Linked DNA regions of Mus musculus: region 2 is linked to region 1. Evidence: chromatin loops called from intact Hi-C (ENCODE). Cell type or tissue: left cerebral cortex. All regions are shown on one strand. Links, peaks and the distances in the headings refer to the core of each region. The heading gives the core; the rest is flanking DNA. Region 1 overlaps Pla2g4c (phospholipase A2, group IVC (cytosolic, calcium-independent)). Region 2 overlaps Lig1 (ligase I, DNA, ATP-dependent).

Region 1 (5,376 bases), core at 180-5,179:
ACATCATATTTCATTCCATGTTTCTTCACACTGAGCCATCAATAACATCTTTCTTCCTGCTTATTTAACAGGTAAAGTCATTCTACTCCAGTTCTTTGCATATGGTTCCCTATTATATAGAATTCTTTATATGATACCATAGACTCTTTCCTTGTGCTCTGCAACCCTGATTCACCCAGCTCAGCATTTTAAGTTCTTGGTAACAAGAAAATCAAGTTCACTGCCTGTGAGCAAAGGCAGCTGTGAGAAACTACATTCAGCACTGACATGTAACATGCTGCCCACAGTGGCAAAGAGGGTCCCACTATCACAACAGTGACAACTCCTTCCAGGTTAGAGAAAACCGCAAGAGTCTGAGAGAAGGAGCTGGTCCTCAAAATATAAGCTCATTTTGGACAGTACTGCTACTACAATCATGAACTCACAGCATTTGGGGTTACCTGCACAAGATAAAGCCAGTCAACAGCCCTGTTGGGCTGGGAAGGAGCAGCTAATCACACCCCCTCCCCCACAGGAGGAGCTATTTACAAATTGATAACTTCTCAGGAAAGAGTCTATTTTCTTATGGGATATCATCCTGGGAGGTCTACAGACCAAACTCTAATGGACAACCCCCATACCCACATGAATATTGGGAGCACCAAATGAACTCTGTGGGATATTATAAAAAAAAATGACGTGACGTCTGGAGGAGAATCTTGAGGTATCTGTGAAGAATTAGAGGGTGTTTTTCAGACTAAATATGAATTAAATACATCATATACTTGTATGAAAAGAGCACTTGATGCATTTGCAGAGGACCCAGGTTTGATTCTCAGCACACACATAGCAGCTCACAGCCATCTGTAACTCTAGTTCAAAGGAAATCTAAGGCCCTCCTGAGCTTCTGCAGCGCACATGGCACACATGCATATATGCATGGGAAAATACTTATGCATATGAAATAAACAAATCAAACTTTAAAATTAAGATCATTACAAACTTATCTTAACCTACTATAAGCACACATGCTGTGAAATCTTTACAAAGGAGAAGCTGAGGCTCAAACTGACTGCATCAATCTGATCTGCCATCACAAACTAAGCCTTGGCTCTGAACTGGAAGCTTCTAGCTACATCAATCCCATCTGCCATCACATACTGTGATAGTTTGTATATGCTTGGCCCAGGGATTGGCCCTATTTGGAGGTGTGGCCTTGTTGGAGTATGTGTGTTACTGAAGGCATGGGCTTTAAGACTCTACTCCTAGCTGCCTGAAGTTAGAATTCTGCTAGCAGCCTTCAGATGAAGATGTAGAACTCTCAGCTTCTCCTGCATCATGCCTGCCTGGATGCCACCATGTTCCTGCCTTGATGATAATGGACTGAACCTCTGAACCTTTAAGCCAACACCAATTAAAGGTTGTCCTTATAAGACTTGCCTTGGTCATGGTATCTGTTCACAGCAATAAAACCCTAACTAAGACATACACTAAGCCTTGGCTCTGAACTGAAAGCTTCTAACTATATCCATCTGATCTGCCATTACACATTAAGCTTTATCTCGAAACTGGACGCTTCAGGCTAAATCAATCTGATCTGCCATCACACACTAAGCCTTGACTCTGAACTAGAAGCTTCTACAGGACACCCACTGATCACATATAGGATATGGGGAAGTTTTGGGTCCGGATATAGTAGGACAAAACAAAGATGGAACTTACAAAGGATCCTTAATCCTTAGATATGTTGTGGGATTTCTTAAACTCCACAGTCTGAGAGCCTTGGGGATCCTTCACTCTGTCTCCCAAGCAGGCCTCCTTGTTCACTCTTGGGATGTTCCCAGGATTCCTGAGAGTGGAATGAAAAGCAGCTCTGAATGTCATGTGATAGGCATTCGTGGGACCAGCAATGAGTGAGGACTTGCTGTCAGTTTTCAAGGGCTGTGATGGGGTGGCCACTCAGTGAATACTCTTGGGTTATTGGAAAATCCTCAGTAACCTGGCCCCCTGGGCAGTCTCAACATCCATAGCAACCTAGTCCATGCAACTTTCTGCCTCTGGAAGACACTCACTTCAGCACTACTCACTGCTTTCTCCCCTACACAGATGCAAGCTATGTGGGAAGAGTGGTTTCTCTCTTCACATAATTTTTTATTCTTAGGACAGAGGATGAAGGCCACAGTCTCAGATATACTAAATAAGTACTCTATCATTGAGCCACACCCCTAATCACTCACTGCAGGGCTTTAGGCAGGGAATCTACAATTGAGCCGAGTCCCCAGCCTGTCACTGGGGGATTCTAGGCACAGCTTCTATCACTGAGCCATATCCCCAACACTTGACTGGGGATTCTAGACAAGAGTTCTATCACTTAGATACCACCCTCCAGTCCAGGCAGGGGGTATATGCTTAAGGCAAACCCTCTGCCACTCACTGAGGTAGACATCAATTGACAACCATACCCACAACTCTCACACCGGATTACTGAAACTTAGCTCTGAAACTAGATCCAACTCAGAAGTCAAATCAGCTGTAGCCTGACACTCACCCAGCCACTTTCCTCATCTCACTGAGGATATTAATTTTGTTTTTCTTCACATTCTCCTTGGATACCCTCAGCAAATCTCTCACCAGGTCTGGTGTGTATGAGTCAGATAGTTTTACTGTCCCATATTTTTTTCTCCATGTCTCAATATCATCTGAAATAGAACCAAACCAAGAAAAACATGTCAAATTAAGATTGTTTCAATTTATGTCCAGGGATGGTAAAGTATTTCTGTACCCCAAATCCAGCTGGCCCACCATATGGCTGCTATAAATAAAGAGGTACTGTTTTACACTTCTTTAGGAAATGAAGCATATGTTTTACTATCTGTTCTTCATCCCTTCACAAAGAAAAGAGAATGTCTCCTTTTCCACATTAACCTGTATTATCTGGAGCTATAGCTGATACAGGTGAATAATGAATATTTGTTTTAAAAAGTACAAAAGAATGCAGAAAAAATAGCTCAACAGTTAGCCATAAAAGCTACTCTTCCAGAAGACATGGACTCTGTTTGCAGCACCCACATGGTGGCTCGCAACCATCTGTAACTCCAGTTCTAAAGGATCTGCTGCCCTCTTCTGGCAACATTGGGTATGAAGCATGCACATTGTAAGCAAACATACATGCAGACAATATACCCGTACACATAAAATAAAAATAAAACATCTTTTAAAAAATAAAAGGAAGAGAGCAGATATGCTAGCTGGGCTTGGTGGTGCACACCTATCATAACACTCGAAGACCAAAGAAAGAGGATTGTGAGTTTGAGCTGAGGCTAAGCTGTATAGTGAGATTCTGTCTTAACAATAAAATGAATAAGGGCTTGGAAATGGCTTAGCAAAATTCATGCTGCTCCTTCAGAAGACTGAACTTTGGTTCCTAGCAACAGTGCCAGGTGATTCATAACCATCTATAATTCCAGCTCAACAGGATCCAATGCCTCTGTCCTCTGAGCATCTATACTCACATGCACAAACAGACCAACACAAACACACAAAACTAAAAATAATTTTAAAAATAACTTTAAAACAAAACAAAACAAAAAAAGGGACAGTAGAAAGAAACAGGTAAAACCATATGTGACTCATGGCTGTAATCTCAGTACTTATAAAGTTGAGAAATTTCTGGCCTGCACCTTCCACCAGGGAAGGTCCCCAGCTTGTCAGCTCCTTTAAAGGCACCAGTCTGAAGGCTTCACAGGAGATCTTCTGTAGCTAAGGTAATAAGTCACTGGCATGCATGCCCCTCTTAAGACCCTACATTCTGAAGGACTCACATGAGGTCTGCTACAGCCAGGGCCACAGGCCTTCAAGGAGACCTGAAGAAACCAGGGGACACAGGAAGAAGGCTCCAGACAGAGACACCCAGACCAGCTAACACCAGAGATAAACAGATGGCAAAGGGCAATCGTGAAACCATAAGCAACAGAAGCCAATATACTTTGGCATCATCAGAACCTGCAGTTCTCCTACCACAGCAAGCTCTGTATACACCAACATACCTGAAAAACAGGAAGCTGACCTAAAATTCTATCTCATGAGAATAATAGATTTCTTTAAGGATGAGATAAATAACTCACTGAAAGAAATACAGGAAAACACAGGTAAATAGGTAGAAGCCCTTAAAGAGGAAACAAATAAATCCCTTAAAGAAATACAGGAAAACACAATTAAACACATAAAGAAATTGAACAAATCAGTTCAGGACCTAAAAGAGGAAGTAGAAACAATAAAGAAAACACAAAGGGAGGCAAACCTGGAAATGGAAAACCTAGGAAAGAGGTCAGGAATTACAAATGTAAGCATCACTAACAGAATACAAGAGATAGAAGAGAGAATCTCAGATGTAGAAGATACCTTAGAAGAGATTGAAACAACTGTCAAAGAAAATTCAAAACATAAAAAACTCCTAACTGAAAACATCCAATAAATCCAGGACACAATAAAAAGACCAAATCTAAGAACAATAGGAATAGAGGAGAGCAAATATTCCCAGCTCAAAGGAATGAAGAACATCTTCAACAAAATCATAGAAGAAAACTTTGCCAACCTAAAAAATGAGATGGCCATAAAGGTACATGAAGCCTACAGAACACCAAATAGATTCAACCAGAAAAGAAAATCCTCTCATTACATAATAATCAAAACACTAAATGCACAGAACAAAGAAAGAATATTTAAAAATGTATGGGGAAAAGGCCACATAACATATAAAGGCAGACCTATCAGAATTACACCAGCCTTCTCAACACAGACACTAAAAGCCAGAAGAGCCTGGACAGAGGTCATGTAGACCCTAAGAGAATACAAATGCCAGCCAAGGATACTATACCCAGCAAAACTCTCAATCAACATAAATTGAGAAACCAAAATATTCCAGGACAAAACCAAACTTAAACGGTATCTTTTTAATAATCCAGCCCTACAGAGGATACCACAAGGAAAACTCCAACACAAGAAGGGTACCTATACCAAAGGAAAAACAAGATACTAATCATCTCACAACAAAGCCAAAGGGAATCACAGGCACATAACGCCACATGTAAGAACAAACATAACAGAACTAACAATCATCTGTCTCTAGTATCTCTCAATATCAACAGACTCAAATCCCCAATAAGAAGACATAAGCTAACAGACTGGGTATGCAATCAGGATCCAGAATTTTGCTGCATACAATAAACACAACTCAATAACAAAGGCAGACACTTCCTCGGAGTAAAAGGCTGGAAAAAAAGTCTTCTAAGCAAATAATCCCCAAGAAACAAGCGGAAGTTGCCATCCTCATAGCTAATAAAATAGACTTTCAATGAAAGTTATCAAGTGAAATGAGGAAGGACATTTCATGTTCAT
Region 2 (5,376 bases), core at 242-5,241, 68 kb after region 1:
CCTCTTCCTGAGGCTTCAGTTTCACTCCTGCCTTACACACTGGAATGTTCTCTGTCTTTGTCAGGGTTACTGACTCTGAAATGAGAAGGGGTAGATAGTGATACAAACAGTGTTGGAGTTGGTTTTGTACACTCTGTATTCAGATGCTGAGTTCTGTACCCCAAGATCAGGCTGCAGTCTGGACATGGGGATTGTGTTGACCAATGTGCTGTGAAGAATGTTCCCCAGTAATCCCTGACGGGTAATTAAAAAGCTAGAGCCTGTGACTGGGCACCAGAGAGAGAAAGGTAGGACTTTGGATAGATGAGGTGATCTCAGGTAGGGACCACAAGGGAGAGAAGGAAAAGGGATAGCAGAAGACAGTTGCCATGAGGCAGGGTGGAAGATGAGAATGGACCACAAGTACATGCCAAGAGAAGCTCACCCTGAGGATATACATGGAAATAGCAAGACTCAGTTGGCAGGCAATAACAGGCAATTTATCCGGTTATTAATAGACTAATCAGGTTAGAATAGCTCAGAACTTGCGAAACATAATACCAGCAGCTTGTTAATAAAATCTGATGTCTCTGTGTCATTTATTCTGGAGCAAAAAGTATAGAATGGGGCAGAAACCTCCCATAAAATTACCACTCACTATAAAGTTTCTAGCACTAAACATTAAAATCCCAAAGTCATTGCACCCTATGAGTGGAAAATTGAGCAATTTTGACCTTTCTCTATCTGCTATGTAAATACAAGGCCTTTCTGGCCTAATGTTCACTCCTCAGTGCTAATGAAAGCATAGCTGACAATGGTCCAAAAATTGCAAACTTAGGAATGGTAGTGAAAAGAAACCTCATCACCCAGTTGAGTGGCCATCAGTGTGAAATACCAGCTACTCAGGACACTGAGGTAGGGGAATTACAAAACTACAAAGCAACCTCATAGTAAGATCTCAGACAAACAACCCAACAAACAAAAAGACAAAACAGAGTTGGGGTGTGACTCAGTAGTAGAGCATCTGCCTAGAAACCCCCAGTGAGCAATGGAAACTTGGCTCAGCAACTAGACCACTGACTGCTCTTCCAGAGGTCCTGAGTTCAATTCCCAGAAGCCACATGGTGGCTCACAAACATCTGTAATGCGATCTGATGCTCTCTTCTGGTGTGTCTGAAGACAGCAACAGTGTACTCACATGCATAAAATAATTAAGTAATTCTTTAAAAAAAATAAATAAAAGAATCCTCCAGTAAGAGGCTGGGGCCGTAGCTCAGTAACAGAGTACTTGCCTCTCCCACTAGTAAGAAGACTGAGGTATGGCTCAGAATTAAACATGTGCCTAGCATATATCAGGCCCTGGGTTCCACCACCAGAAAAAAACAACTAACATGATTCATGTATATGTATATGCCTAAAAGTGTCCTTGCAAAAGTGAACATGACACAGGGGTCTCAAGGACACCAAGGAACAGAAGCTGCAAGAATACTCCCTCTTCTAAATCCTGTAACTAAGCTTAGATATTGCACTTAATAAACACCTACTCAGTTTGTTGTATCTGACAGCCATGATGTCTAAAAGCATTTTATTTAGGGCTCTTTCCTTTCTTCCCACATGCATGGGGTAAAATAAGCAATAAACCCAATAGTAAAAGCAAAACCTCTGATTATCTTGGAGTTCACACTGAACCCATGTTGGGGAGTCTGTGCCTTGTTTCAGTGAACCACCCTCCACAGACAAGTGATGCCCCAAGCAGGATCAGGAAGCTAGAGGAATAAGCAACTCACCAGGGGACTTTGTGGGCTCAGAGGGGACTATGAGCTGGTCCCCCTCCTTTTCTTCCTTCTGTTTTACGTCTTCAGCCTCTGCGAGGCTTTCTTTTGGGGTCTCTGTTCCTCATGACAGACAGAAAAGTTAAATGGAAGTGAGGCCTAAAGGCACTCCCACCCAGTACAGTCTGAAGCAGAAAGGTCACAAGTCCAAAGTCTGCCTGGACCACAGAGTAAATTCCATTTTTAGTTTGGGTTACAAGATCCATGTAACTCAGCAGTGGAGCACCTGCCTATCCTGTACATTTTGATTTACAAACATACTAAAAAGTCATACCACCAGGGTAATGATAAAATTACAGACTCTAACCTGGGGGAAATTTGCCTTAGAACAAAGATACTCCTCTTTTTCCAGGAGATACTCAGAATTGGCAAAATCGCCAACTTTAAGTTAATTTTTTTATTGACTACAAACTGCCAATAGGAAATCAAGACTCCTCTAAATAATTCAAACCTGTCATGGGAAACTAAGCCATATGGAGATTTTTATTATTATCACATGAACAAGATCCTGGCTGGGTCAACAACTGCAACTGGTGCATCACACACAGCCCCCATGATCAATAGCTCCATCTCTGTGGCTGTTTCCCTGCATTGATCCCAGGATAAAGGGAACCCTCTCGACAGTCTAATCTCCACAGGAAAACAGTGACACCTACTGGACACTACACACACAAACATCCCGCTCCCTCACCTTCTTCTTTCTTCCTTTTCTTAGCTGTTTTGGTTTTGTCCTCATTCTGCTCCTCAAGAGTGTCTTGAATTGTCCGTTTGGGGAGCTGCTTCCGCGCTGGAAAGGTAAAGGGAGCACTGTAGCTGACCAGCAGTTTGTCTATGTCTGCCCCAGTGATCAGACACAATGCCTGATGAAAGTGGAGACTTAGAAGGTTCTGGATCCCCATCCTCTTCTTACCTATCATAGCCACTACCCCAGTGTACACCTCGTCTTTCCAGCTCTGAATCTGTGACCTTGGGTGAGTTATTTATTCTGTCTGTCCCTCCCTTTCTTGCATCATGAGAAAGGAAACAAGCTCCAGTAAATGATGATAACAGGATGTACTCAGTACCCGCAGCATGGTGTCTGAGAACCTTGAGGATCCAGCCACTACATTCCTCTCTAGCTCGTGTCACATGCTATCCTCAATCTGCCTCTTCATACCACACTGTACTCTCTAGAAACACCAGTGTTAGCATTCCCACACGTGTCCTGTTTTCCTACCTCTCAAAGTCTTTTTGTGACACCTATGCCTTTTCCGAACCTTCACTAGGCAACATGGACAACTGACTTCTGAGTCAGCTCTGCCCCAGGGAAGCATTCAGGAAGCTGCATATGTGATATTAAACTTGAGTGTTTAAAGGAGAGGAAAACAAAGCCAAACTGGAGAACCTAGTTCTAACTATATATCATGATCTCAGTACAATTTCAATTCTAAATTACGAGCAGTCTTTTTTTAATGCTGAGTGTGGGTTCATATTCATTATAACTTAACTAAATCTGGAATCCCTGTGTCTGTGAGGGTTTCTGTTGAGTTTTAACTATGGAGGATTCACCCTGAGTTTGGGTAGTACCATACTATGGGTGGGGAACCAGGTATATATAAAAACAAAGAGGAGAAAGTGAGCTGAGCACCAGCGTTATCTGCTTCTGCTTCCTGACATAATCCTGCTGTCATGCCTTCCCAATCATTATGGACTGCACTGTCAAACGGAACCAAAATAAACTCTCCTACCTTTTACATGCTTCTGGAAGGGATTTTGTCACAGTATGGGGGGGGGGGGAGAAGAAAATAAATATACACTTAGTTTTCCAAATCTGACATGCTGTACGTATGTACCTGGCAATTCACACATCGTGTTTAGGGTTTTAAAAATAGCATTCCATAAAAAAAGCAGATTCCCACACCCGAGTTGCTCATGGGAGACTGGAAAGACTTCCCTTGCTGAGGCCTGCTTTCGTGGAGCACCCCATATGTAATGCTTGGGTCCAGAGGTGTTGCAGAGTTTAGGGTTTTCAGTTTCATGCCTGTAGACGGCATGACTGAACTGAATGAGTTCTGACAGCATGCACCAGCTTCCCGATGTCCACTGAACCTTTACAAGTACCCATCTCAGTCACCTCAAACCATCAGAGCATGCTCAGTCCTCAGGTCACATATGGCCCTCACCTGGCCCTTCCCCATACCAATTCTTCTACTTCCATTTAGGTCTCAATGTCTCAGGTGGATTCTCTAGAATGTTCTCCAGTCTCTTCATTCAGTGTCTCCTTGATTTCTGTGGTCCCTGTGACAGAACTCCAAACTTAAGTGACCCACATGTTCCTAATTCACTCATACAACCTGGAATTCTCTTCCCCTCTCCTATCCCACCTGGCTCCCTTTGCCTTTCAGGGCTCAGCTTAGTTACCTGCTCTTCCAGAAGACTCCATACTTGCACTCTTGTGTTTCTACTCAGAGCCTTGTGCAGCAACTATCACTCCTCATGACAATCACAATTTCCCACATATACCAAGCACTGACTGTGAGCCAAATCAGGCCCATGCACTTTACATGAATCAGCTTTTAATCCTAGCACTTCTGTGCAGTTGGCACTGTACTTCAGGCCACCTGTTCCACAAGTAAAAGTAACCACACCTCTGCAAAGGTGAGGTTGTTTGCCACAGGTCACACAGCTCAGAGACAGTTAACCATGCTCACCACCACAGTTCTACCATTGGAAGGACGATCACCATGGGTAGTATGGATGGAAGGGATGAAACTGGCCTGTCCTTACCAGTTCGACGCTTTGGGAATCCTGATGGGGAGATGTCCATGGGGGAGCTGCAGTTGAAGACAGGACTGTTCTCAGGACATGTGTCAGGGCTGGGAGGAGAGCTCTGTTCAGAGTCTGACACAGGCTTCTGAAAGGAGACAGAAAGAACAGTTCTAAAATAAAGAAGATGCCTGTCATCACCTGGCAGTCGCAGCTACCACATGCTTCAGAGCAGAATGGACTCAGCATCTCATGTCTAACGTCATTTCTGGTTCCTTAGTCCCATCCCCACTCAGGCCACCTTCTCTCACCTAGGTATCATTAGATCCACCATCATAACTTTTAGTGACCCAGAATCATGCCATTATAAAAACCAATATTAATTCTGTTTCTTAAAGTAACAGAATCTTCCTTTTACACTTACAGATATGGTGGACTTACTACAGATGTACCAACTTCCCTTGGAGTTAATACAATCATGGGCCTGCCTCCTTTACAACTAGTGTGGTGTGGTCATGAGACTAAAGACTGCATTTTCAGCCTCCCTTGTAGTTTCAAGATCCAAGGAGAGGACTAATTCTTGCACACTATCCCATGATGCCTACCATACACATGGCATGCACTTGCATGTCACACAAACACAGACACACACATGAGCTATAAAAATAAAATTAAGTAGAAGAGGAGTCACAGGAAATGTGACCACAGAAAACACAGAAAGAGAACATAAGAGTGTCTCAGCTAATGGAGAAACAGGCTTCTGGAAAAAACAAAAATGACATGAATATAGTCTTCCCCTAGAGGCTCCAGAAACAAAAGG

What was found. Peaks named below come from ENCODE experiments on the same cell type or tissue, not always from the same donor. Only the 100,000 strongest peaks of a DNase experiment are listed, where the experiment ranks them.
Region 2: a loop joins it to region 1, with 2.9 times the contacts of the local background. A loop is called at or near these places in 4 of 42 quality-filtered maps.

What each region holds. Positions count from the first base shown.
Region 1 is chr7:13,353,478-13,358,853 of GRCm38, reverse strand. Pla2g4c (phospholipase A2, group IVC (cytosolic, calcium-independent)) reads right to left here. Exons shown (of 16, transcript NM_001168504.1): 14 at 2,528-2,678; 15 at 1,702-1,828. The coding sequence ends at 1,711. Among named protein-coding and RNA genes, the nearest start is that of Pla2g4c, 30 kb to the right of the region's middle. In left cerebral cortex, for the core only: a CTCF peak has its summit at 3,098 (motif pointing left); DNase peaks (open chromatin) are centred at 2,094, 2,738 and 3,066.
Region 2 is chr7:13,285,886-13,291,261 of GRCm38, reverse strand. It overlaps Lig1 (ligase I, DNA, ATP-dependent), which reads right to left. Exons shown (of 29, transcript NM_010715.3): 5 at 4,578-4,704; 6 at 2,503-2,598; 7 at 1,767-1,868; 8 at 1-75. Among named protein-coding and RNA genes, the nearest start is that of Lig1, 9.7 kb to the right of the region's middle. In left cerebral cortex, for the core only: a CTCF peak has its summit at 2,480 (motif pointing left); DNase peaks (open chromatin) are centred at 2,486, 3,101 and 3,702; H3K27ac peaks cover 229 bases.